Linked DNA regions of Mus musculus: region 2 is linked to region 1. Evidence: chromatin loops called from intact Hi-C (ENCODE). Cell type or tissue: left cerebral cortex. All regions are shown on one strand. Links, peaks and the distances in the headings refer to the core of each region. The heading gives the core; the rest is flanking DNA. Region 1 holds the start of Ypel5 (yippee like 5). Region 2 holds the start of Wdr43 (WD repeat domain 43).

Region 1 (12,513 bases), core at 4,348-12,347:
GCACCTGTTACTACTAGAGCCACCAGCTGTCCCAGAGCTTAAAAAAGACAGTCACCATGCCAGGCCACACTTTTTCCTACTGCTTTCTAGTAAACAATAATTGAAGATGTGAAGAGCCCATGCAGATCTGAAAAAACTGCCAAGGGGTAAAGCATGCCACTACCCCAGTTAGCCATCAGGGGCTCAGTCAAGCCTCTTCCACACATGGTTTTCAGTGGTAGAACAGGAAACCTGACTCACACCATCTGTAGCTTTCTGGGTGGATTTGTTGAAATTTCACATTTAAGGAATAAGTTGCTACCTTTAACCTCAGCACTTGAGAGACAGATGTAAGTAAGTCTCTGCAAATCTGAGGCCAGCCTGGTCTACAGAGTAAGACAGCGTAAACTTAGTGTTGGCACACTTTAACTGGCCTTGAGATCTGGTAACAGATCATAGGCCTCTTTTTACAATATGCTTAGAGCTCTCTGAAAATGTAACTTAAAGATAGGGATCATACAGGGCACACCCCTGGAGGAACAGAACTCAGTACAAAAGATAGATTGACTAAAATAACTCTTCCTACTTAATAGCATAGATGATGAAAGGATGAAAGTGGAAGGAGCTCAGAATTCATATTTGCTACTCATAAAAACACCGCTTCAGATAGTTTCTATTTGTCTGGAGCACTTTAAAACTGCAAACACTGCCAGCCTAAAAGCAGGTTGTCATATAATGAATATGTTTGCTTTGGTAGAGACACTCTTTGGATTCTTTGAGTTGGAGTTATGGGGCTGATAATAAAAGTGGGATCTGTTCTATTTGTACTTTCTAATTGTGAGAGAACTTGTAACTACAGACATGTATTGAAAAATCAAACATATGTCTGGAGACAAAATGACATCATCTGCACTTCTTGGAAAATCCTGAGTATGTCTTTGTTGTGTGAATCTGTATAAATAAAGAAGCAACCTGATTGCTAGTCAGTTAGAGCAAGATTCCCCTGGGCATGCTTTTAAAGTCCAGGTCAAAAACACATTGCATCTGACTTACTCATCCCTGGCAGACTCCTTATTTTCTCTTGGAAATCTGTCAACTGCTGGGACTGGCCCCTGACCCTATGTAGGCTTGTCTGTCTGGAACTCTCTAGATTATGCTGGCCTTGGACTCAAGAGGTCTGCCTACTTCTACCTCCGTAGTCCTGGGATTAAAGGCGTGTACCACCACACCCAATCCAGTTTGGGGTTTTTTTTCTTTCTTTCTTTTTACACAGGATCTCACAATTGTAGTTCAGGATTGTCAAGAGCCCTTGGCAATCTTCTTATCTTTGCCTCCTAAGTGCTGAGATAAGCGCTTGAGTCACCAAGCTGAGCTTTACTTAAGATGTCCCAGCCCTTACTAGCAGACTGCCTGTCCTTTTCAACTTGCTCACATGATATAGATTACTACATACCATAGGTATGCCTTTTCTACATTCAAGGCACACCCCCCACACAGAGAGAGAGAGAGAGAGAGAGACAGAGACAGAGAGACAGAGAGAGGAAAAAGAAAAGCCTAGTGTTTCTCCATAAATTCTTGGAAGTAAACACAATGATTGAGTACTAGTCTAAACAAATGGGGGGGGGGGGTAGAGAGGGAGGGAGAGAAGGGAGAAAGGAGAAGACAGAAGGGGAATGAGCAACAACCGCATGCCAGTATACAGGGATGTGATGCCCCATCAGCAAAAGCCCGGGACATGTTCACCTTGACGTCAGATGACCCATCCAGGAGGGACAAAGGCCATCCACACTCCGGCATCTGCACACAGTAAGCTACACTAGTGAGACAGGGACAGAGCTGTGACAGAGGAGAGCTAGCCGTCGGTCTTGGTACATGTTAGCTAGCATGAGGTTTCTCAGAAGCACAGTGGGGCACAATGGGCATGGTGCCGAGGAGAGAAAATGCTATTCCTGATTTGATAAAGAAGCATCGGTGTTGGACTCCACTGTGTGCTTAGTGTTTGTTTGCCTATCTCTGAAGGGCTGTATTGCTCTCTTTCTTTATCCACATCCCCATCCAAGAAGCATCTGCATGCACATCCTCCAAAGCCCGTGAAGGCAGAGAACAGAGGCACAGAGGGGAAATAAACAAACGAATAAATAGCCCTCTGTTGAGCCCCCTCTTTCACAATACTGACATAATTATGAACTTTGGGGAAACAAAGGCCTTTGGAGGAACTCTATAAACGGGTCTAAAGTTCAATGCCAACCTAGGTAAGTAAGAAGACGTTGTCTGCCTGAAACTAACAAAAAGACTAGAGGTGTAGCATGGTGTAGAGTATATATAAGGTCCTACCTGGATTTAATCTCCAGCACTGAAAAAGGGAAAAACAAATTTAGCTCCTTTGTATTGACTGCTTTTGTTGTTTGCGACCGGCCCTTATTATGTAATACAGATTGACTTTGTACTTAGAGACTTTTTGCCTTTGCCTCCCAGAGTACTAGGACCCATATCTTTGAAATTAAAAAAATAACAAACTATATATGTGTGTATACATATTTTATATGTGCATATATGTAATTTATATAACTATATGCTGTATATATAATTAAGTCATTAAACTTCTGTAAAATGTTTTGGTTCAGCCAAATTTCTTACACTGGCACTTCTAGTTATCTGCAGCCTCTGTTTCTCATATTGTCTTTATTGTTTTCAGTTTGCTGACTTTCAGAGCCTTTGATTAAGGGCATATTAGTGACTTAGGATCTCTCAAAGATGCTAGCATGAAGCTTCCAACAAAGTCAGCAATACGAACACATAGCTTTGTCTGTCCAGAGCAGAATCACCTTCATTTCGGGAAATGTCATTCTCAACTCCAATGTTACAGTATGGAGGACGGTGACTGTCAGTCATGGATACTGCCTCTTTACCCATAGCTATGGTGATTGGTCTCTGAAACATGAGAGCAAGCAGAACCATTTCTAAAATGGAACATGAAGGAGAAAGAAGTTCTTTTCTGGTAAGGAAGTCATACAGATGAAGTCAAACACGGAGCTGCCGCAGGAATGGTACAGAAGTTTAAGCCTGTGTGTCAGGAAAAAGACATATAGAGCCAGCCAGCCTTGGCTTCTTCTAAGTTCCCTAAATCTAGCTCAAACCACCCATCCCATTCTCCCCTGATATGGACCAACACATTTGCTTTTGCCAGGTATATGTACACACCTGTAATCCCAGAGCTGAGGCTGAAGCTGAGGCAGGATCTTGGGATGCAAAGGTGATCTATACCTATTTAAAGAATAACTTAGCTTAGTGGTTAAGAGCACTGTTGCTTTTGCAAAGGACTCAGGTTCAATTCTCAGCACCCACATGGTGACTGACTCACAACCATTCATAAAGCCAGTTCCAGGGGATATGACACCCACTTCTGATATCCACCAGTACCAGGCATATAGACAAAACACTTAAGACATAAAATAAATATCTAAAAAAATTTAAATAACTTTAAAAATATCTTTCTTATGTAGCAGCTACTTCAAATTGGACTTCAGCTACTTAAACCTTAACCATGTTAACTGTGCGGTGCTTTTAACACACATGAAAATTTTGTGTTTGTGCATGTGCATGAGCACATATGCGCGCGCGCGCGTGTGTGTGTGTGTGTGTGTGTGTGTGTGTGTGTGTGTGTGTCTAAGAATCCAGAACCTTTACTGTGCTAGGTCAATGCTCTCTACTAAGCTGCATCAGCTTCTTGATATTTTTATTTTATTTTAACCTCTTCTCCATGAAAGCCACGGACACATTAATTTTAAAATGTCCATGGTAATTATAACAGTTTTCTAATTGGCAAAGTTAAGGATATGAATAATTTAGACATCTGCACACATAGAATTGCACATTGTGGCCTTTTTTGCAAAAGAGCAGATCTGACAATGTTTATAATCCTATACAGATTCCACTTGTAAACATAGTTTTAGATATCATGGAATATCAATCAGTTCATATAGATTAGCCTGGTGCTTTTCTTGGTGGTATCTGAGAAATTCATTTCTTTTCAAAGTACATTTTCTTTACTGCCACTGGTAATATGGTCACTAAAGTGTAGTAATCTCACCGACAGGATCTTCTTTTCTGGGAATTGAGTATGCATGACAATTACTCAACTGCTGAGCTACAGCCATGGTTCCAGGATTTGTTTTTATTTTGAGACAGACTCAGAGTCCAGGCTGGTCCAAAACTCCCAATCTCTACCTTTGCTGGGACACTAGACATTCCCTACCATGCCCCTACCCTACCATGCCCCTAGAATTCATATTTAAATGTCTGTAGGACTTTGTTATTGACTTTTTGTGTTCAGATGGGTTTTTTGAAAGAAGCTGAATATCCTGTTTTTCAATTTCATGATGAAAATTGTATCAAACTACTGGCAGAATTCCACTCAAGGTGAACCACACAAGAAACCAATCAGTCATGTGCTTGACAGACTCTGAGGAAAACTTAACATTCTGTTCTGTGGACAGAACTGAAAACATAGGAACTCTGATTGCTTCATCATCAAGAGTTACAGAAATAAGAAATAACAGCCATACTTACATAGCATGCAATTAGACTAGGGATGTTAGCTAAGTATTTAACACTGATTGTGTACCAATATTTGGGATCTAGGTTTTGTGTTCTTTACCTCTTATCCAAAGAACTGAAAATAACAGCTCACACATACATATTAGAAAAATGATCAAGATAATTTTATTGGAAACAAAGTGATAGTACAGTTTAGAGAGGGATACACTATCAAAGTTAACAGCAGGTCACAAAAATGAGAGTGCTCAAGGGCTTCAGGCTACAGCCTGGGGTATCTTTGGTTGTTGTTGTTTCAAGATGGGGTTTCTCTGTGTAGCCCTGGCTGTCCTGAAACTCACTCTGTAGACCAGGCTGACCTTGAACTCACAGAGATCTGCCTGCCTCCATCTCCCAAGTACTGGGATTAAATATAAGTGTATGCCCCCACTGTCTGGCTCTGAAGTATCCTTGTATGGGGTCTAAAGGAAGGAGAGGTTGGCTACAAAGGAATATTTGGGTGGTTTTCTATTCAGATTGGTAGATTATGTTATACATTTACTTTCTTATTATTTTAATCATATGCACACCCAATTATACATATTCACAATGCTAAACAAGAAGAACACAGTTTGCCACAAGTATAAAAGTTAAATAATAAATGTTTGGTCCATGATTTTGAGTACTTCATAGATCTGTGCAGTCTAAAGATGTGGTTGAATTTTATGTCACCTTTGTGACAGCTTTTATTAAAGTGGCAGATCTACAACTGTAAATAATATTTTTAGTCACTATTAACTTAGGATTATTAAATAAATGTTTGTCCCTGTCACGGACTGAATATTCTTGTCGCCCCAATTTGACAGTATTGGGAGGTGGGGCCCTTTGTAATTGAGAGCCCTCATGGGTGGAATTAGTAACCTAAGAAAAGATGAGATATCTAGACCTTATGGGAATAATGCGAACTGACTGCCTATAAGTTAAGACACAGGTCCTCACCTGACATAAGGTCTACCAGTACCTTGACCTGACCTTTCCCACCTACATAATTGTGTGAAATAGATATTTGCCATTTAAGTCAACAGTATGTGTGTTTCACCACCCACTTTTGTGTGCGTATATGCTAGACAAATGCCAAACCTCTGACCTTGATCTCCAGCGCAATACTTTTGTTATAGCTATGTGAACTGACAATCACCCCTAAAAGAACTTGTCTATTCTCATTCGCTGAAGTCAAAACAAAACAAAACAATAATAAAACAAAGAAGCAGTCCAGGCTGTTCTGCACACAGCTCCCAGAATCAATACTCTTCTCAGCTCTTAGCCCTAATGCCTGCTCCATCCTGGCTTCAGGCAGCAAGATGGATGGGGGGAAAGGATGTGATATTAACACAAACCAAGGGGAAGGACACACGTGAATAAATGTGGTAACTGGGCTAGAGCTACTGTTTTCTGGGGTATAAGCTAGGGTACTGAATGTGAGACTACAATCATTTGTAAAGATCAACCTGACAGACGACAAATGGACACAAATTCATCCTGAAGAGCTTAAATGGCTTTAATTTTTAGGTCAGGAAAGACCTCATTCCATAAAATAGAATGAGTACTCTGATGAATCAAAAAAGAAAAGAGTTTCGCTTAAAAAAACAAAAAACAAAAAAAACTGAAGAGACTGCAAAAAGCAGAAATAAAAAATGAGATGAGTTACTTTCTTTCTAGGGTGTGGGCAGGAGACAGAACCAACAGATAACTTAGAAGCCCATTTGCCTCGTATCCAGAGGCCATGGATTTGATCCTCGGGGTTACAAAACAAAGCAAAAACCATACATTATAAAAAAAATACCCAATACTAAGTCATTTCCTAATATCAGGTTACCTTTGTTCATGTTTTGATTAAGATAAAGGGAACTTCATCATTATTTCAACAGAAATTAGCCTCTCTGACTCCAGTTTATTTGCTTGGAGACTGGGTCTCAGACTAGCCCAGAACTCAGCTTCAAGCTCAGGTGCACAGGCTATGCTACCACATCTGGCAGCAATTCTTTTTTATTTTTTCTGTTTTGTTTTGTTTTGTTTTGTTTTGTTTTGTTTTGTTTTGAGACAGGCTTTCTCTGTCTGTGTAGCCCTGGCTTGTCTTGGAACTTGCTTTGTAGACCAGGCTGGTCTTGAACTCAGAGATCTGCCTGCCTCTGCCTCCCGAGTGCTGGGATTAACAGCATGCACTACAACCACCCAACTAGCTAACTCCAATTTCTGAGGGTCAAAAAACCAACTTTGTTTAGCTTGGTAATGTACAATTGTAGCATTATTAATCCTTTTTTTTAAAAATTGGCTTTTTTGGTGAATTTCACATCATGTACCCCAAACCCACTCCCCTCCCCCTCCCCTCGGACCCCCTACTCCCAAACAGAGGAAAACAAAGCAATATTGTTGTGGAAACAGTAGTGTGAGTGACACATACACACCTCTGGCCACCTTTTAAAGTCTGGACTAGTGGAGTAGCTTAATTTCAAACAAAGCTTCCTATAATTTTTATTTAACAGATACCAACAGTTCAGCTTATCTGCAGCAACTTAAGGAGTTAAAGGAGGTGGTGGTGCCAGTAGGAAGCAAGAACAGGGCAGGGTTGGATTATAGCCCACTAGACATAAGAAAGTGGTGACAGGCAAGGCCTAAAGAAACGTCTCTGCTGTTGAAAGGCGATACAGGCTCCATTTAGGACAGGCTGAGTTTCAAGATCTAGAGAGTTCTCTGTATCCATCCAATGTCCCTCTGACATTGGAAAAGAACAGAGATTACCATCTGAGACTGATTGAAGTGCCCGAGTCTATAATTTGTGGATAAAAATACATTTGGCACTAAAGAATGATCAGAGATGGAGAGGTGGCTCAGAGGTTAAGAATACTTGATGCTCTCACAGAGGACAGGAGTTCCAAGATCACTAACATCCATGTTGAATGGCTTGAAACTGCCTGCAACTCTAGCTCCAGATGATAGGACAACCTTCCCAGCCTCCTCCAGCACTCAGAGCAACATGTACATATGAAGACACACACACACACACACACACTAAAATTAAAAATGACTGATTGTGGCTAAATTAAAAAAGAAGAAGAAGAAAACTAGAAGAAGTACACTGTGTCCCCACCCTTCCCCATTTTGAAATTGTCAGCAGAGAACTGAAGTCTTCGGAAAGCATGCTAGGGTTGGTGGCACAAATCTGTAAGCCAGCTATTCGGGAGCAGCAGCAGGACAGTGGAAAACTGGAGACAAACATGGGCATTAAAGGTGGAATGTGTCTCAATCTAGTATTCAGAAAGAGGGAGGGCGATGGAACTGAGTGGTGGAGTACTGCCTAAAATGTATGAGACTGGCCTTGTTTCCAAATTCTGGGGGGAAATGAGGCACTGTACTTTCTTTCCTGGAATACATGTGTACCTTGATTTAAGACAGTGTCAGTCACTGTAGCAATTCCTGATGCTCTTGCCTCGGCTTTCCAGAGTGTCATGACAATAGCTATAGACCAGTGTACACAGCTCTAAGTTTAACAGTCTTGTATTAAATAAAAATAAAGGGATTATAAGAATCTCCCAATATACCCCAAAATGCTTTTTTTCCTCCAGCAAAATTCTCTTTAATCTAAACATAGTCTTTTATCTTTGATGGTCAGAGTAGCTTTTTGTTTTGTTTTGTTTTCTCGAGACACTATGTAGCTTTGGTTGTCCTGAAACTCACTCTAGACTAAAGGCATGTTCTACAAAACCAGGCCACAGTAACTCTTTATTTTATAAATGAATGAAAAGTACTGAAGGATTTAGGGTTAAGTATCAGGGTTTTGTCAGAACACATATTCTATGCTACAAATTTCAAGTGCTAGTATATATATATGTGTATAATTTATATATTTTATGTTTATTTAATACATGAAATATTTTGAGGTATTTCTGTCATCTTTATGGACAGCCAACAGAGATTTAATTACCTGGGAAAGCCAACGGAATGGCAAAAATTTTCCAACTTATCTTAAACATGGTGAGGGAGGGCTAAGGGGACAGCTGTCTTTTTCAACAAGACAGTTGATCTCCACATAAAAGACTTAAGTTTTTGAGAATTACTTCAACGGTCAAGAGAAAACTTGGGCCGGGCGTGGTGGCACACGCCTTTAAGCCCAGCACTTGGGAGGCAGAGGCAGGCGAATTTCTGAGTTCGAGGCCAGCCTGGTCTACAGAGTGAGTTCCAGGCTGTCCAGAAACCCTGTTTCGAAAAACAAAGAGATAGAGACAGAAACAGAGAGAGGGAAGAGAAGAGAAAACTTGGAAAGTTTGTAAATAGAACCAAGCACGCTGAAAAAAACCTTGTTTACAATGAATTCCTATATACCGAGACACAAAGAGTTCGGGATTTGTTTAAGGCAATTCGTGTAAGCCAAGAGAAAGTGGCCTGATGGGATGGTAAAACGGGCATTTCAACCTAGGTAGCCCTTTAACCTCAATACCAGCGTTGACTAGAAAACAGCCTCTTGTTTTCGCTTCTTCTAGGCTTCCTTGGCTATCAGGAAGCTATGGCCTCAGCCGCCAGCAGGTGACGCCGATGACGGGCAATGAGTCCCAGCTGCCGCAATTACCAAGGCTGAGGCGTCTCCTTTAAGAAGCTGACTCACGTGGATGCTGTGTTGTGTGCGCTCAGCTGGGAGTGGGGGGCGGGTCCTCACTCTCACTACATTGGCCGCCTCGGCCGAGGAGGCAGACTTAGCCTCCTTGATTGGCCGTAAGGATGCAAGGTGTCGAATTAGAGGCGGGGCGAGCGGCGAGGAGTCCGCCCATCCGCTGCGGCTTCGGGGTGGGGTGGGCGGCGGAGTGTAAGCGGGCAAGGGTGGGGGGAGGGCGAGCCCGAGAAGGGGCGGGGCCCGGCGGAAGGGGCAGAGTGCCAGGGAGAGGGGCGGAGCCTAGAAATGAAGGGCGCTGCGGGCCAACCGGGAGAGCCGCCTGAAGGGAGGGCGGGGCCACGCCCGGTGATTGACGCCGAGGCCCGACCGAGGAGAGGCGGGGCCAAGGCCTGACTAAACCTGAAGACTTGGGAGGCCGAGGTGGGCTTCGACCCAGCTGAGGAGCGAAGAGCTGCTGGCAGCGCCGATTCCCAGCACGCCGGTGAGTACGGCGGTGGGCGCCGGGATCGGAGTCGGCTGGGGCTCGAAGCCCTTGGGCCGGCGGCTTCGAAGCCTTCGGGGAGCGGCCCGGGGCGGGGGCCCAGGCAGGAAGTGCCTCTTCCCCTTCTCCACTCGTCCAGGGTCCTGGCCGGGCCACCAGGGCAATTCTCAGGACTGTGGGGCCGTGGGGCCGCGGGGCCGGGCCGGGCGGTCCTTCTTTGTGAGGCTGTGGCGCGGCGGCCGCCGCCGACCCGCCCCCGCCGCGCAGCGGAGCGCTCCGCGAGCCCACAACAGCCGCGACCCCCTTAGCGACCCGCGGCCCCCGCCCGCCCGCCGCCCTCGGCGCCTGTCGCCTGGGCCGCCGGTCCGCAGACAGCTCTCTCCGTGACACCCCCACTTCCTAGGCCGCCCCGCCCCCACAGCCGCCGTCCCCGCCGCAGCGTCGGGGGCGCGCCCGGGCTCCGATTCGGGGCCGGCCCGCGGGCCCGCGCTCCAGGGCCGCGCTCGCACCCCGCCCGCCCCGCCGCTCCGGAGGCTCGACTCGTGCTCGGGTGTCTGGGCTGTGGGCCGTGCCCGCCTCGTCGGTGCTAGCCCCTATCACGCTGCCCTCTGGACCCTGGGCGTGGGGAACACTGCCCGGTAGCCTGCGGGTGCCGAGCGCCCGGTCGCCCGCGCCTGCCCAGCTGTTCCGCCTGTGTTTGTTGTGCCGAGGAGGCCCCGCCGCCGCCGCCGCGCGCTCCGCCTTGCGCCGGGCGATTGGCTGGAGGGAGTCACGTGGGCGCGATCAGCTGGGCCGGCTGCGGGCGGTCGGCTTGGCGCAGACCCCGGTGCTGCTCGGGGAGCGGACCGGGAGGCTCTTTCCTGCTGGCTGCGGTGGGCACGCTCCTGCACACCCCGTTACTCCACGCTGCTGTGCAGGTTGGTAGGAAGCCTGAGTGTTGCCAGCGGGAGTGGGAAGCCGCAGTAGTACCCAGGTCTGTTTCATCCGGACGCCAGACTGATCTCCTTTTGGAGTGACAGGAAGGAAAGGTGTGCGACTCATTTATTTTTTATTTTTAAACTTTTTGTTTCTGTTTCCAGAGCCCTCTTGGAAATCTTGAGGATTTTTATTTCTGGTGGCTTTTGACAGATGGAAAATCTGAAAGTAATTTCAGGCTTGCCTTGCTTTTGGAAAATAACTGAACTTGGCTGGTTCAGGTCAACCGACCTTATCAGATCGGTTTTTTTTTTTTTTTTTTTTTTTTTTTTTTTTTGCATAGCCCCATAGGCGGGATTGCAACTGCATTACAACATAGAAAAAGTCGAAATCTTCTTGGGTGCATATTTGTGCCAGATGTGAAGTGCCTTGATATGGGTTGTTTTACTAAGAATTAATCGCATATGTACCTACAGTTTACTAGGTAAGGAGGAGATTCCAGAGGAGGGGAATTCTCTCTGGACTCCCAATTTAGTGAAAGGTTACAGACCAATGAAATCGAGAAACCGTGCAGGACCAAATATTGGTAAGTTATGAAATGAGTGTTACAGAAGTTCAAAGATGGGGCAGGGAGACACCAGGAGGAGGAAGTAGGAAGTATTCTGAGGAGAACAGATGTTGGGCCTAGAAAATGAAAAGCCTATGGGTTGCTGTTGGCCAGAAAGGCTTAGGAAAACCATCCCTGGAGCATTGACTCTAGCAAGAAGATGGAATATGTACAATTTGGGGTGAGTGTGTGTGTGTTGCAAGAGTGTGCTAGAGCACAAGGTATTTTGTGCTCTTTGGAAAGAACTAATGCAGTTGTTTCCCAGAAGAGCCTTACACACCCAGGCCAGGCTGCTCTTGAACTCCTTGCCTTGGTGTCAGGATTACAGGTGTGCTAAATGGCTGTCTTATACCCTCATCTGGCCCCGTGTTCAGTACAGATTTTTCCCTGCAGGTCAAGTTTTAACCCAGGGACCCACATGGTCAAAAGAGAACTTATTCCACAAAGCTGTCTTCGTCTCCATGTTGCCCACATAATTAAATAGGTGTAATAAGAATGTTTTTAAATAGGAAATAAGGAACCAATCACTATGAAAAATTAAACTTGATACTTCACTGAAAAAAGCCCAAGACATGAAACTAGCCCTAAATATATGTTCGTGAGAGGTAAAGATAGTCCTGAATATATTTGTTTCTAGACTAGCTTTTGTTTTATAGTGCCTTGATAGTTATGTAAATTAAAACTTTTCCTGGTACTACTGTGTGATAACAAGTTCATAATTTTGGAACTGTTAACTAGATGTGAATTTGCTGTTTAGTACTTCAGTCTGTAAGAAGCTTTTGGTGATGTGTCACAACAGACAAAGGGATCGTGTTTGTCTTGCCAAGTAGTTTTTGGGGAGATGACCAACTCCAATTACATGCTGACTCATGTTAGAACTAACTGCTGAGTTCTGTGACTAGTCTTCTTTTCTAATGATGACTAAGCAGTATTCTAGAAATCCAGTCAGCATGGAAGTTGTTTAACAAAACATAAAATAAGGCATTATCTTAGAAGACAAGGCACACAATTTAAATTACTCTCAAATGAAGATTCAGCCCCATAAGCAGGACATCATTTGACCCAGCAGAGTGAACTGATACCGTAAGAGGATAACGTGTGTCATTGAAACTTGCCTCTTGCTGACATTTTGTACAAAACTAAGAAAAATGGGCTGGGCATGTAGCATAGTGGTATGTGTTTACCTGGCATGCACAAGGTACTTGGTTTGATTTCCAGTATCACAGAAAGGGGAAAAAATAGATTTTATAAAAGCAACTGTTTTCCTGTGTAATTTTTGTTAGAATTTTGTTACAAATTGCTGTGACAATAATGAGACTGCAGTAGCATCAA
Region 2 (12,513 bases), core at 2,218-10,217, 1.2 Mb before region 1:
TCATTGTCTCTGATCTCTCTCAGGGACTTCTAGTATGCAAATGCAGAGATACACACTTTTCTTTGTAATTGGGATGTTCATTTTAAAAAATAACTTTCTGAATCTTGAGTGGTGACATGGGTCTGTGATCCCAGCACTGAAAAAGAAGAGGGCAGGAGATTGCAGATTTGAGGTTACCCTTTGCTGCAGAGACAGAGCCTCTGTTTGAAAGATTAAAAAAACAAAAGCAACACATTCACATATGTTAATTTTTCCCTGAGTCTAAGGTTATATATAACCCAGTTCTTGCCCAGCCAAGGCCCTAGATTCAATCCTAAGGGAAGAAAGGAAGGATGAAAAGAAGGAAGGAAAGAGGTCCGGAGAGATAGCTTTCTCCAGTTAAGAGTCCTGACTGCTCTTCTAAAGGACCCAAATTCAGTTCTCAACACCCACATGGTGACTGACAAGCATTTGTAACTTCAGTTCCAGGAGGTCTGACATCCTCTTGAGGCCTCCACTGGCACCTTGCACACGCATACATGCAAGTAAAACACTCGGTCACATTAAAAAAAAAAAGCAGATAAAGAAATTGAAATGGGGCCTGGAGAGATGGTTCAGTGGTTAAAGCACTTGTATATCTTCTAGGGGACCTGAGTTCAGCTCCCAGCACCCTTATGGTGCCTCACAACTGTCTGTAACCCAGTTCTAGGGGATCCAACTTCCTCCTCTGGTTTCAATGGGTAGCAGACACATAAGTGGTGCACATATTCATGCAGGCAAAACACTCATACACATAAAGTAGATGATGATGATAAAAGAATTTTTAAACAGGAAGGATGGATGAATTCTGGTTTGACTTCAGTGATGCAGTACCTTATTTTAAAGGTGTGCCCCCCCATGCCCAGCCTTCTCCCTTATTTCGTGTACATGGGTGTTTTGATTGTATGTATATAAATGTATCATACTTGCAGGTGACCTTGAAGTACAGGGATGGCACCAGTTCATCTGGAACTGGAGTTACAGGCTGTTGTGAGACATCTTGTGGGTAGTGGCAACTGAGCCCAGGTCCTCTGCAAGAACAGCAAGTTATCTTACCCACTAAGCCACTTTTCTAGTCCTTTTTTCTTATTTTTTAGGGATTGTTGTAGTCCATCTTTTTAAAACACACACACACACACACACACACACACACACACACAGTATTCTGCCTGTATGTACACCTGCATGGCAGAATTAGGCATTAGATGTCAGTATAGACAGTTGAGAACCACCAAGTGGTTGCTAGGAATTGAACTCAGGACCTCTAGAAGAGCAGCTGGTGCTCTTAACCTCTGAGGCATCTCTCCAGCCCAATCTATCAGTTTTAAAGACTTACTTTTTGCCACATAGTAAACACCTCCAAAAGTGGGGATTGACTTAGATGTATTGACTTTGAAAAAATCCATTGGAAGCTGGGCAGTGGTGGCTTGCACGCCTTTAATCCCAGCACTTGGGTGGCAGAGGCAGGTGGATTTCTGAGTTCAAGGCCAGACTGATCTACAGAGTGAACTCCAGGACAGCCAGGGCTACACAGAGAAACCCTGTCTGTGAAAACAACTCACCCCACCCCCACCCCCGCCAAAAGAAAAATTAATTGGAAATCTATGTTCATTTCCTAGAGCTGTTGCCATAGACTACCATAGGCATGACAGTATAACAATAGAAATGTGTTCTCTCACATGCTGGACGACAGGAGTTCAAGGCCTTAATATGACCATGCTCTCTTCAAAAAGTCCAGGAAAGAATTTTATTATGAAATATTATTTGCAGTGCCAAGGACTGAACCAAGTTCTTGGCAGTACTGGACTGGCTGTATACTGAGCTACATGCCCAGCCCTTAGGGGAGGAGTCTCCATTTCTTTTCTTTTCTAAAGATCTATCTATCTATCTATCTATCTATCTATCTATCTATCTATCTATCTATCTAATATGAGCACACTGTCTGTGTCATGGTTGTGAGCCACCACGTGGTTGCTGGGAATTGAACTCAGGACCTCTGGAAGAGCAGTCAGTGCTCTTAACCACTGAGCCATCTCTCCAGCCCTGATTCTCCAATTTCTTTCAGATTTGTTTGTTTTTGAGATAGGATCTCTGGCTGTCCTGGAATTCTCTATTTGGACCAGACAAGTCGCAAACTCACAGGGATTCATCCATTGCTGCTAGACTCAAAGGCATGTACTACTACCACACTTTGTGTGTTTAGAATTCAGTTTTTGGCTGTCTTCACACTCATTGTGCATCTCTCTAACCCCCATGTAAATGTTCATCTGATTTGTTGTTGTTTTCCTTTTTTTTTTTTTTTTTTTTTGAGACAGGGTTTCTCTGTGTAGCCCTGGCTGTCCTGGAACTCACTTTGTAGACCAGGCTGGCCTTGAACTCTTGAAATCTAACTGCCTCTGCCTCCCAAGTGCTGGGATTAAAGGCGTGCACCACCACTGCCAGGCATCTGTTTTTTTTTTTGTTTGTTTGTTTGTTTTGTTTTGTTTTTTTCCTTAGAAGGCTGCTAGTCACTGGGTTTAGGAACTACTTCAGATAAAATTATTTTGAGATTCTTAACCAGATTACATATGCAAAGCCTAAGGCCACACCTACAGTTAACAGCATTAGAACTCAGACGCGTGCTTTTTGGTGACACTATTCAATTCACCACTATATCCATGTGGAGATGCTGAATACGGAATTGAAAATTTAAGTTCGGGGGCGGTGGGAGACAAAGTTTGGAGGCATACAAACATTTGACCACTAGCACGTGAATGGTGGCTAAGCTTTATGGAGGAAGAAAAAAAGCCCCAAGGAACTGTGATGCCAGAAAGTGGAGGAAATGAGGAACATGCTAAACTGAAGGCAAGAAATCAAAGGGGAGGCAGTGAGTGTGAGGTTATGGAGGACGGACTTGCTAACATGATGGACTCTTATATTGTATCAGAGGTTAGGCTTCCTAGATGGACACTTACATTGTATCGGAGGTTGGGCTTCCTAACGATGGACTCTTACTTTGTATCGGAGGTCTTTCAGACCTTCACTGTAGCTTCCCAGAGAAGGGAGGGTGGAAAGCTCTGCTGGAGGGAGGAAAGTAACCAATACTTCTGTTTGTCCGCATGGTTCAGGAACCGCCATATAAAACCAGATCCACTGAATCTAATAGAAGAGAGAGTGGGGAGAAGTCTCGAACATACGGGCACAGGGGACATTTTGCTAAACAGAACACCAATGGCTTATTCCCTAAGATCAAGAATCAACAAATGGGACCTCATAAAATTGCAAAGCTTCTGTAAGGCAAAGGACGCCGTCAATAGGACAAAACAGCAACCCACCATTTGGGAAAAGATCTTTACCAACCCTACATCTGATAGAAGGCTAATATCCAATATATACAAAGAACTCAAGACATTAGACTCCAAAGAACCAAATAACCCAATTAAAAAATAGGGGTACAGAGCTAAACAGAATTCTCAGCTGAAGAATCACACATAGCTGAGAAGCATTTAAAGAAATGTTCAACATCCTTAGTCATCAGGGAAATGCAAATCAAAATGACCCCGAGATTCCACCTCTTACCAGTGAGAATGGCTAAGATAAGAAAAACTCAGGTGTCAGCAGATGCTGTCGAGGATGTGGAGAAAGAGGAAGACTCCTTCATTGCTGGTGGGATTGCAAGTTGGTACAACCACTCTGGAAATCAGTCTGGCAGTTCCTCAGAAAATTGGACATAGTGAAAGATCCTGACAGAATGTAAAAGGTCACAGAAGCCCTGAAATTGGCAAGATAGATTTCATTGCTAGCAGAACTAGCTTCACTGATTTAGAAAAATAGAGGTGCACAATGCTCTGGCCACTCCTTGAACCCGTGTGTCTGCCAATGTTTTGACTGTTCTTTGAACCCATGTGTGTGCCCACTGATGAAGCCCATTGCCAGGTGTTTGTGATATTGGCTGCTGGGGAAGAGTCGGAAAAATCTCCCCCAGCAACCACAGCCAGGCCAATCCGGAGTTGTTACACCTGCACCAGACTCTTTCCTTGTACCCCTCCCATACCCATTGATAGACATTGTTTAGATCTGGAAATCTCCTACTCTCCCTTTTCCTTTCTCCCCTGAGGGCCTATAAAAACTGGGACCTCTTTCCCGTGGAGGTGACTCCTCTACCCCTGTGTGGGATATGAGTCGTCCCCAGAGCTCTGGCTTTCCCCAAATAAAGCCTAATGTGGTTTGCATCAAGTTTGTTCTCTTGTGAGTTCTTATGTGTCCGCTATTGTCCCGAGGCCTGAGCGAGGGGCTCCTCTCGGAGTCTTTCAATAATAGTACTACCTGAGGACCCAGCTATACCACTCCTGGGCATATACCCAAAAAATGCTCCAACGTATAACAAGGACATATGCTCCACTATGTTCATAGCAGCCTTATTTATTATAGCCAGAAGAAACTGGAAACAACCCAGTTGTTCCTCAAGAGAGGAAAAGATACAGAAAATATGGTACATTTACACAATGGAGTACTACTCAGCCATTAAAAAACAATGACTTCATGAAATTCACAGGCAAATGATTGGAACTAGAAAATATCACCCTGAGTGAGGTAACACAGTCACAAAAGAACACACATGGTATATACTCATTGATAAGTGGATATTAGGAAAAAAGCCCAGAATACCCATGATATGACTTACAGACCATATGAAGGTCAAGAAGAACGAAGACCAAAGTGTGGATGCTTCAGTCCTACTTAGAAGGGGGAACAAAATAATCATGGGAGGTAGAGGGTGAGTGAGACTTGGGAGGAATGTAGGAGGGGAAGAGGAAAAGAGGGGGGGTGCAGGAACAGGTGTGGGAGGAGCAGGGGAGATCTATAGAGGGTAAGGAAATTGAACATAGGCATGTAGCAACGGGGATGGGTAGCTAACAGAAAGTCCCAGACGCTAGGAAAGCAAGAGGTTTACAGGACCCAAGGGGGATGACTTTAGCTGAATTACCCAACAAAGGGGAGAGAGAACCTGTATCCAGAGGTTAGGCACGGTCCCTGGTTGAGAGATGGGGCCATTAACCCTTCTCAAAATTTTAACCCAGAATTGCTCCTGTTTAAAGGAAATACATGGACAAAGAGTGGAGCAGAGACTAAAGGAAAGGCCTTCCAGAGACTGCCCCACCTGGAGATCCATCCCATATACAGCCACCAAACCTAAATACTATTGCTGATGCCAGGAAGTGCTTGCTGATAGGAGCCTGATATGGATGTCTCCTGAGAGGCTCTTGCAGCCCCATTGGAAGAACAACATCAACCAACCAGTACCATCAGAGCTCCCAGAGACTAAACCATCAACCAAAGAGTACACAGGAGGGACCCATGGCTCCAGCTGCATATGTAGCAGAGGATGGCCTTGTTTGTCGTCAAAGGGAGTGGAGGCCCTTGGTCCTGTGAAGACATGATGCCCCGGCGTAGGGGAATGCTAGAGTGGTGGGGCGGGAGTGTGCATGTGGGTGAGGAAGCAGCCTGGGGGAGGTGGGTAGGATGGGGGTTCTAGGAGAGGAAACCCGGGGGGGGGGTAACATTTGAAATTTAAATAAACAAAATAACCAATAATTAAAAAAAAAGAACCAATAAAATAAGGAAAAAATTTCTTCTATCTATCTATCATTTATCTTTTGGAGACAGTTTCCCTATAGTCCTCGATGTTATAGAATTCAGTTTCTAGACCGTGCCTGCGTCTGCCTCAGATAGAGTGCTGGGATTAAAAGGCACACATCCAGATGGGAATATATGTTTGGTTTCTCTTTTCTTTTTTTTTTTTTTTCTTTTGTGTGTGTGTGTGTGTGTGTGTGTGTGTTGTTTTTTGTTTTTTGAGACAGGGTTTCTCTGTATAGCCCTGGCTGTCCTGGAACTCACTCTGTAGACCAGGCTGGCCTCGAACTCAAAAATCCGCCTGCCTCTGCCTCCCAAGTGCTGGGATTAAAGGCGTGAGGCACCACCGCCCGGATTCTTTATTTACACCCAACTTGACCTCCTCTCTTGTCCAATAGTATCTCTGTGTGTTAACACAGATAAAAGAGGCATCTTGTTTCTTCAAGCCCCAACTCTAACTTTGATAGAACTATGATTGGATAATTATTGTACGTACATGGCCACGTCCTCGAAGAGACTAAAGAAACATGGAAACAGCTGTTACAATCTCGGAGATGTAAGTAAATATTTCTTTTAAACATTTCGTCTAGTTGTTTCATAGGACGTAGTTTTAAAAGAAGGATCTGGCTCGGTAGTATGCAAATCACTTCCCCTCGCGCTTCCTTCGCAGGACAAGTTAAGAAGGACCCCACTGAGCCACCGTCCACAGGGTGGGCCCGGCTAAACGCTGGCCTGCGTCACGACCAGCCACTTCTTGGGCTCTCAGCGTTCCCTCCGCCCCACTTCCTCCCTGCAGGCCCCACCCCGCGCCGGTGCGCCTGCGCCCGGGCGAACACGTGGCTGCCGCGGAGCCAGAGCAGCAATGGCGGCCGGAGGCGGCGGTAGCTACGACCCCTTGGCCCCGGCGGGGGTCCCCTGCGCCTTCTCGCCGGACAGTCAAGCCTACTTCGCTTTAGCCTCTAGTGACGGTCAGCTGCGAGTATGGGAGACCGCCAACAACCGGCTGCACCAGGAGTACGTGCCTTCCGCGCACCTCAGCGGTACCTGCACCTGCCTGGCCTGGGCGCCAGCACGGCTGCAGGCCAAGGTAGGATGAGCGGGGACGGCGACGGGGACGGGGACCTCCTGCCGGGCTGCGGCATCCCGGGCCGGGCGGCGAGGCGCGTGGCACCCCTGGCGCGCGTGGCCCGGGGCGTCCCGGGAGAGAGGAGGCGCGGAGCCGGGCCGGCGGCGCGCTTGGGCCGGCGCCGCGGCTGCAAAGTGCGGCCTGGCCCGAGGGGGGCTGCGGGAGGGTGCGGCCCGATCCCGCGGTCTCCACGAGGTCTGCACCCCGGCTGCTTCTGGGCCGCCATGTTCATCGAAGCCTCTGCTCCCCCGGGGGGCGGCCTCAGACTTCCCAGGCCTGGGTCCCCATCAGAGCTACCCGGTGCGCACTTTAGGACCGTCTCGCGCTTCCGCATCCCGGACCCCGGTATTGGTTTTGCTTTGGGCACTTGGAATGCGCACGTCTAGGTTAAGTTCCTTCCGGGAGCCCCTTCCCTCGGCTCGGATGCGTGTTCAACACGTGTTCCCTTCTGCCTCTAGGTTGTGGGATTCGTCGTCCCACAAACTCTTTTCCATTTCTAAGTTCCCTTCTTTCTCAGCGGAGGTACAGTGAAATAGAGTAGGGCATATGATGTAGGTCCTGGTGATTTTTTTTTTTTCTCTCGTAGTTGGGAAACTGCTTAGTTAGGGAATCCTTTTCGCTGTCAGGTAAATGCTGCTCACTGTTGACTCACCCGGTTAGATCTCGGCACGCACGTGGTTAGGCAGTCGGCAGGCAAAAATCTGGAACCGGTGTAAAAGGTATCCTAAAATATGTGACGTTTTGCTGTCACTGATGTTAAAGTTGTTGGGATAGCTTACTCCTTCCCATCCCAAGAGTAAACTTTCACATAAATTTATTTTATCTAAGTTGCTATACTCTGTGTGACAGTGGTTAGCTACTTACCGGATTCCAGCTTTTCTTGGTGACAAAGAGCAGATATGAGGCCCTATAAGTCAAACATAATCAGATTTGTGAAAGTTATGTAATTGTCAGCATTAGAGCTGCTGCACTTTTTTTTTTAACTTTATACAGTTTTCTTTTTAACTTAACAGTCCTGTAAAGTGGTGAGAGTACTTACTAACACTCAGAAATACAGAGAGAGCAGTTAGCTAAGTGCTTGTAGCCAGGCTGTAAAAGTAGGAGTCCAGCCTCTGTAATAATTGTGTTTTTTGTTCCCTACTTATAACATGAGGATAATCACTTAGAATAGTGTATAGCGCCTTAAGTGAAGTGCTAATTACTAGTGGTATTAGTATCTTGTATTTTTGTCCTTAGTCCACAAGGTATGTCAAAGCAAGCAATTTCAATAAAGGCCAACAGGAACTAGACTCGGAACTCGTGTCTTTGAAGTTCTTGGTTGTCCTCAACAGATAGTATTAGATACTCATTTCCAATCTTCTATGTCCCAGAACAAAATCCAAATTTCAAAAATAGCGGTTTGGAGATTTTCATCCACTGTGATACAGTAGGGATACAACCATTTTTAAAGGAGCCCAACTTTAACTTTTCAACAAAGCTCCTCAAATTAAAGCAACTTTATGTGACAAGATGACCCGAGTCCTGGTTCCCAAGTGGTGTGCTGGATTGGATGTGCCCAGTGGTTAGCATCCCCAGAGTGCCGGTGCAGTCCCCAGCAAGCCCTGCTTTCAAGTGCCAGTAAGTTTCACTTTCTTTTTATCTATATGTTGCCATTTCTGCTATGCAACTACTAAATGTCTGGGAATTAGTAAACAGACTTAGGCTGGGATGTAGCTCAAAGATAGAAAACTTGCCTAGCATATGAAAGACCCTGGATTGAATCAATAGTACCACAAAATCAGAGCTAGAAAAGCAGTCAGGGCTCAGGAAGCTAAACGGCATGGTTGGTCACTAACAAGCGGTAGCACTAGGATCCCAGCCTAGCCCCTTACACGGTGAACTCCTACCCTTGCACTTCATCATGGATGGCTGCAGAGCTGTCAGTTCCCATCCTGAGCATGTGACTCACGGAAGCAGCATTTTTCCAGTTCAGCGGTAGACTTAACTGGTCTGCTTGGTGCTGGGGTGGGCTTACAGGTCCAGGTAGTGTGTGGCTTAGAGTTTGTGGCAGCCGCTCAAACTCCGCTTTGGGGCTCACTGGATTGTGTGCCCTGGTATTTTAAGTATTCAGATGATCATCATACTAAACCTGTTTTACATTTTTAAGTGTTTAAAGTGTGACACATAAAATGGATGTTATTATAAAGCCCACGTTCCCAGTACATTGGTATGGTTTGGTATGGGATTTAGTAGACATACTATCTTTTTTTTTCCCCCAAATCCTTATTTGTCTCACCTTCAGACCTATTTCTAGAAGCAGTGGCTCCCACTTAAATGGTACTTACTCTGGTGGCATATGTGTTTTGTTTTTTTTTTTTTGTGTTTGTTTGTTTGTTTGTTTGTTTGTTTTCTGTATAGCTGGCTGTCCTGGAACTCACTTTGTAGACCAGGTTGGCCTCAAACTCCGCCTGCCTCTGCCTCCCAAGTGCTGGGATTAAAGGCGTGCGCCACCACTGCCCAGCGTAGACATCTTGCTTCCAGAGCTCTTAGGATTAAATGAGGTAATAACACATAAATGATTGTTATGGTGAGACTTGGTCCATAGTGGTTATTGTTCTGTCTGGACTCCTGTGCTCATGCAGTGCTGTATTGAATGGAATGAAGTCATATTGAGTGTCCTGCCCTTGGTTTAGGAATGGGCAATTTGCTACAAGGACAATGTTTGGTACTCTACCAGTAGAGAAAGGTAAAGTTATACTGTGTTTCTTGAATAATAGGTTGTAGTGGTGTTTCATAAATGTTTAAAAGGCTTTTTCCTGTTTCTAGAATGATCATAATACCTTGAAGTTTATGCCATGATCGATTTAGCGCTTCTCTGGTTTATGTTTGTATTGAACCTGTTATGCTAGTAGCAGGCTAGAGCCACACATTTAAGCCACCTAGAAATTGATCCTGTTGCTACCCACTATCTTTCTCTCAAACTTGTTTTTCTTCATCCTCTGGTAATAAAACCTGGAAGTCTGACCCTGTCTGATGTTGGGACCATAGTTCACTTCCACATGCTTTGTGGAAACATGAATAAACACAGCCTAGGACCTAACTGAAGGATGGGCATTTTAGGTATTAGAATGCATTAGAGCACAACTGAGACACTGGTGAAATTGCTAGGAAAAGTTTAAGCTCTCCTCAGTACCCTCTCTGGAGATACAGTACAACAATTCAGCTGTATTCCTGACAGTCTGGAGGTCTCAAGTACTTAATATTTCAAAGGAAGGTGTCCTGGCTGGTTTTGTGTGTCAACTTGACACAAGATGGAGTTATCAGAGAGAAAAGAATTTCATGTGAGGAAATGCCTCCATGAGATCCAGCTGTAAGGCATTTTCTCAATTAGTGATCAAGGGGGTAGGGTTTCTTGTGGGTGGTACCTTCTCTGGGCTGGTAGTCTTGGGTTCTATAAGAGAGCAGGCTGATCAAGCCAGGGGAAGCAAGCCAGTAAGGACCATCCCTCCATGGCCTCTGCATCAGCTCCTGCTTCCTGACCTGCTTGAGTTCCAGTCCTGACTTCCTTTGGTGATGAACAGCAATGTGGAAGTGTAAGCTGAATAAACCCTTTCCTCCCCCACTTGTCTCTTGGTCATGATGTTTATGCAGGAATAGAAGCCCTAAGACAGAAGGTAAAGGTTACAGATCAGGTTCTATTGGTAGAAGAACATTTGTTTTGATATATTTGTGACTTGATGAGATGTATGTATTTTCACTCTTATCTATGAAATACATATGCCAGAGTAAATACCATTAAAATGGGTCAAAAATGGACTTTAAAACTACTTACTAATAATTGAACATAATTTTCAGTGTCTAAGGTCAGTTTTTAAGGCTGGTTTGATGCATTAGTGGGTCATGAAGTAGATTTAGCAGGCTATTAATAGTGTTTCGTGAGATAGAATGGAATGGTGAGGATAAGTTTTCCTGTGAAACTTTTTTTTTTTGAGACAGGATTCCCTATGGAACAGCCCTGGGCATCCTTGAAACTCACTTTGTAGACGATATGGGCCTCAGAGATTGGCCTGCCTCTGTTTGCTGAGTGTCTCACGCCCAGATCTGTTTTTGAAACCTTCATGTTTTAGTTGTATCCCTGAGTGTGTTTGGGCCTCCATGTGTTATGCAAACTCTCTACAGTCTCATTCTGAAAAGCCGTTGTGTAATTGTTGACAGGACCAGTCAGACTCTGCTTGTCTGGTTATGATTATGTTTTTAAAGATTTATTTATTATTATATGTAAGTACACTGTAGCTGCCTTCAGACACTCCAGAAGAGGGCGTCAGATCTCATTAGGGATGGTTGTGAGCCACCATGTGGTTGCTGGGAGTTGAACTCAGTGGTCTTAACCGCTGAGCCATCTCTCCAGCCGCCCGGTTATGCTTTTTAAATCCTTGCCCTCAGTTTGTGGCTTTTTGACATCACACGTGTGTGGCTGCCTCGGCTTTCTGATGCCCTGGATCCGATGGGCTTTTGGTGGTTCTTGCTTAGCTCATGTTGGAAATCTCTTTACTCTAAGAAATCAGTCTTAATAAAGTAGTAAGACGTTAGTAAAGACTTTTCACTCCTAGTGCCTTCATGCAGATCTCCCATTACAGATTCTTGAACCAACAACCTTTCTCATTCCTTAAGCTTTATATGTACAGTCGGTATTACGTTCTTTAGAGGGAATAACTGACTGACAGATGGACAGCTCAGGATTGACTGGTCCTGCGCAGTCCAACTTTTTTTTTTTAAGATTTATTTATTATTACATGTAAGTACACTTTTGATACACCAGAAGAGGGCATCAGATCTCATTTCGGATGGTTGTGAGCCACCATGTGGTTGCTGGGATTTGAACTCAGGACCTTCTGGAGAGCGCTGAGCCATCTCTCCAGCCCCACAGTCCAACTTAAGAGAAGCAAGAGATTTCTGGAGGAAAAGTGTGTGTAAAGTTTAGAGAGCATGGTATTAGAATGGAGCTGGAATCAGTAGTGCCAACCTGGATTCAGGACTATTTGGGTGGAATTGTTCTTATAACATTAGATTTGGGGGTGGTGAGGTAACACAGGAATTGGGAGTAAGCACTTATGGCCTAGTCACAGGGCTTGAGTTTGGATCTCAGCACCCTCATTGGGTGGCTCACAAATGCCTATCGCTAGAGCACAAAGGATATACCTTGCCTCTTGGGGCACTTATATACAGGCATACAGGCAATGATTATTAAGCCATTGTCTTTTACTAAAGGGCACATTGGTCATGCAAATTACTGATTTGGTTGATGCGATCTGTGGTGGACCTGGTGATCTTCCCATGTTGAATGTGGGTAGATATGTGTAGTTGGATTTACTTTTGTGTGTGTGCGCGCGCATGCTGGGGAATTGAGCTTGCTACATAAATGCTTTAACCCTGAGCCCTGCTCCAAATAACATTCTTTTTTCTGAGATGGGTTTATTTATTGGCTCAGGCCGGTGTGGAACTGAGTAGCCCATGCTCTTTCTATCTTCCCTACTCCAGCACTGGGTTGAGTGTTTTAAATAGCGTTAGCTGTAGACCAGTGAATGATCCATGAAGTTGTACAGAAACCTGAAGTCATGTATTTTGATATATTTGTAATTTGATGGGGTGTATACTTCTTCACTCTTATGAAATACATATACCACCAGAGTTAAGTACCATTAAAGTGGGAGGTATTGCTTCTAGAGATAGGTCTGAAGGTGAGACAAATAAGGGTTTGATAATACTGTTTAACCTTT

Evidence for each region. Hi-C counts contacts between places; a loop is a spot of excess contacts. Peaks named below come from ENCODE experiments on the same cell type or tissue, not always from the same donor. Only the 100,000 strongest peaks of a DNase experiment are listed, where the experiment ranks them.
Region 2: a loop joins it to region 1, with 10 times the contacts of the local background. A loop is called at or near these places in 2 of 42 quality-filtered maps.

What each region holds. Positions count from the first base shown.
Region 1 is chr17:72,827,133-72,839,645 of GRCm38, forward strand. Ypel5 (yippee like 5) reads left to right here and starts at 9,496. Exons shown (of 3, transcript NM_027166.6): 1 at 9,496-9,659. In left cerebral cortex, for the core only: CTCF peaks have their summits at 9,089 (motif pointing right) and 11,222; DNase peaks (open chromatin) are centred at 9,328, 10,156, 10,389 and 11,228; H3K4me3 peaks cover 2,668 bases; H3K27ac peaks cover 1,889 bases.
Region 2 is chr17:71,609,768-71,622,280 of GRCm38, forward strand. It overlaps Wdr43 (WD repeat domain 43), which reads left to right and starts at 6,448. Exons shown (of 18, transcript NM_175639.1): 1 at 6,448-6,718. The coding sequence starts at 6,494. Gm30091 (a long non-coding RNA gene) reads right to left here and starts at 3,617. Exons shown (of 3, transcript XR_385737.3): 1 at 3,577-3,617; 2 at 2,973-3,156; 3 at 1-136. In left cerebral cortex, for the core only: no CTCF peak of the experiment used is centred there; DNase peaks (open chromatin) are centred at 6,382 and 7,077; H3K4me3 peaks cover 1,936 bases; H3K27ac peaks cover 589 bases.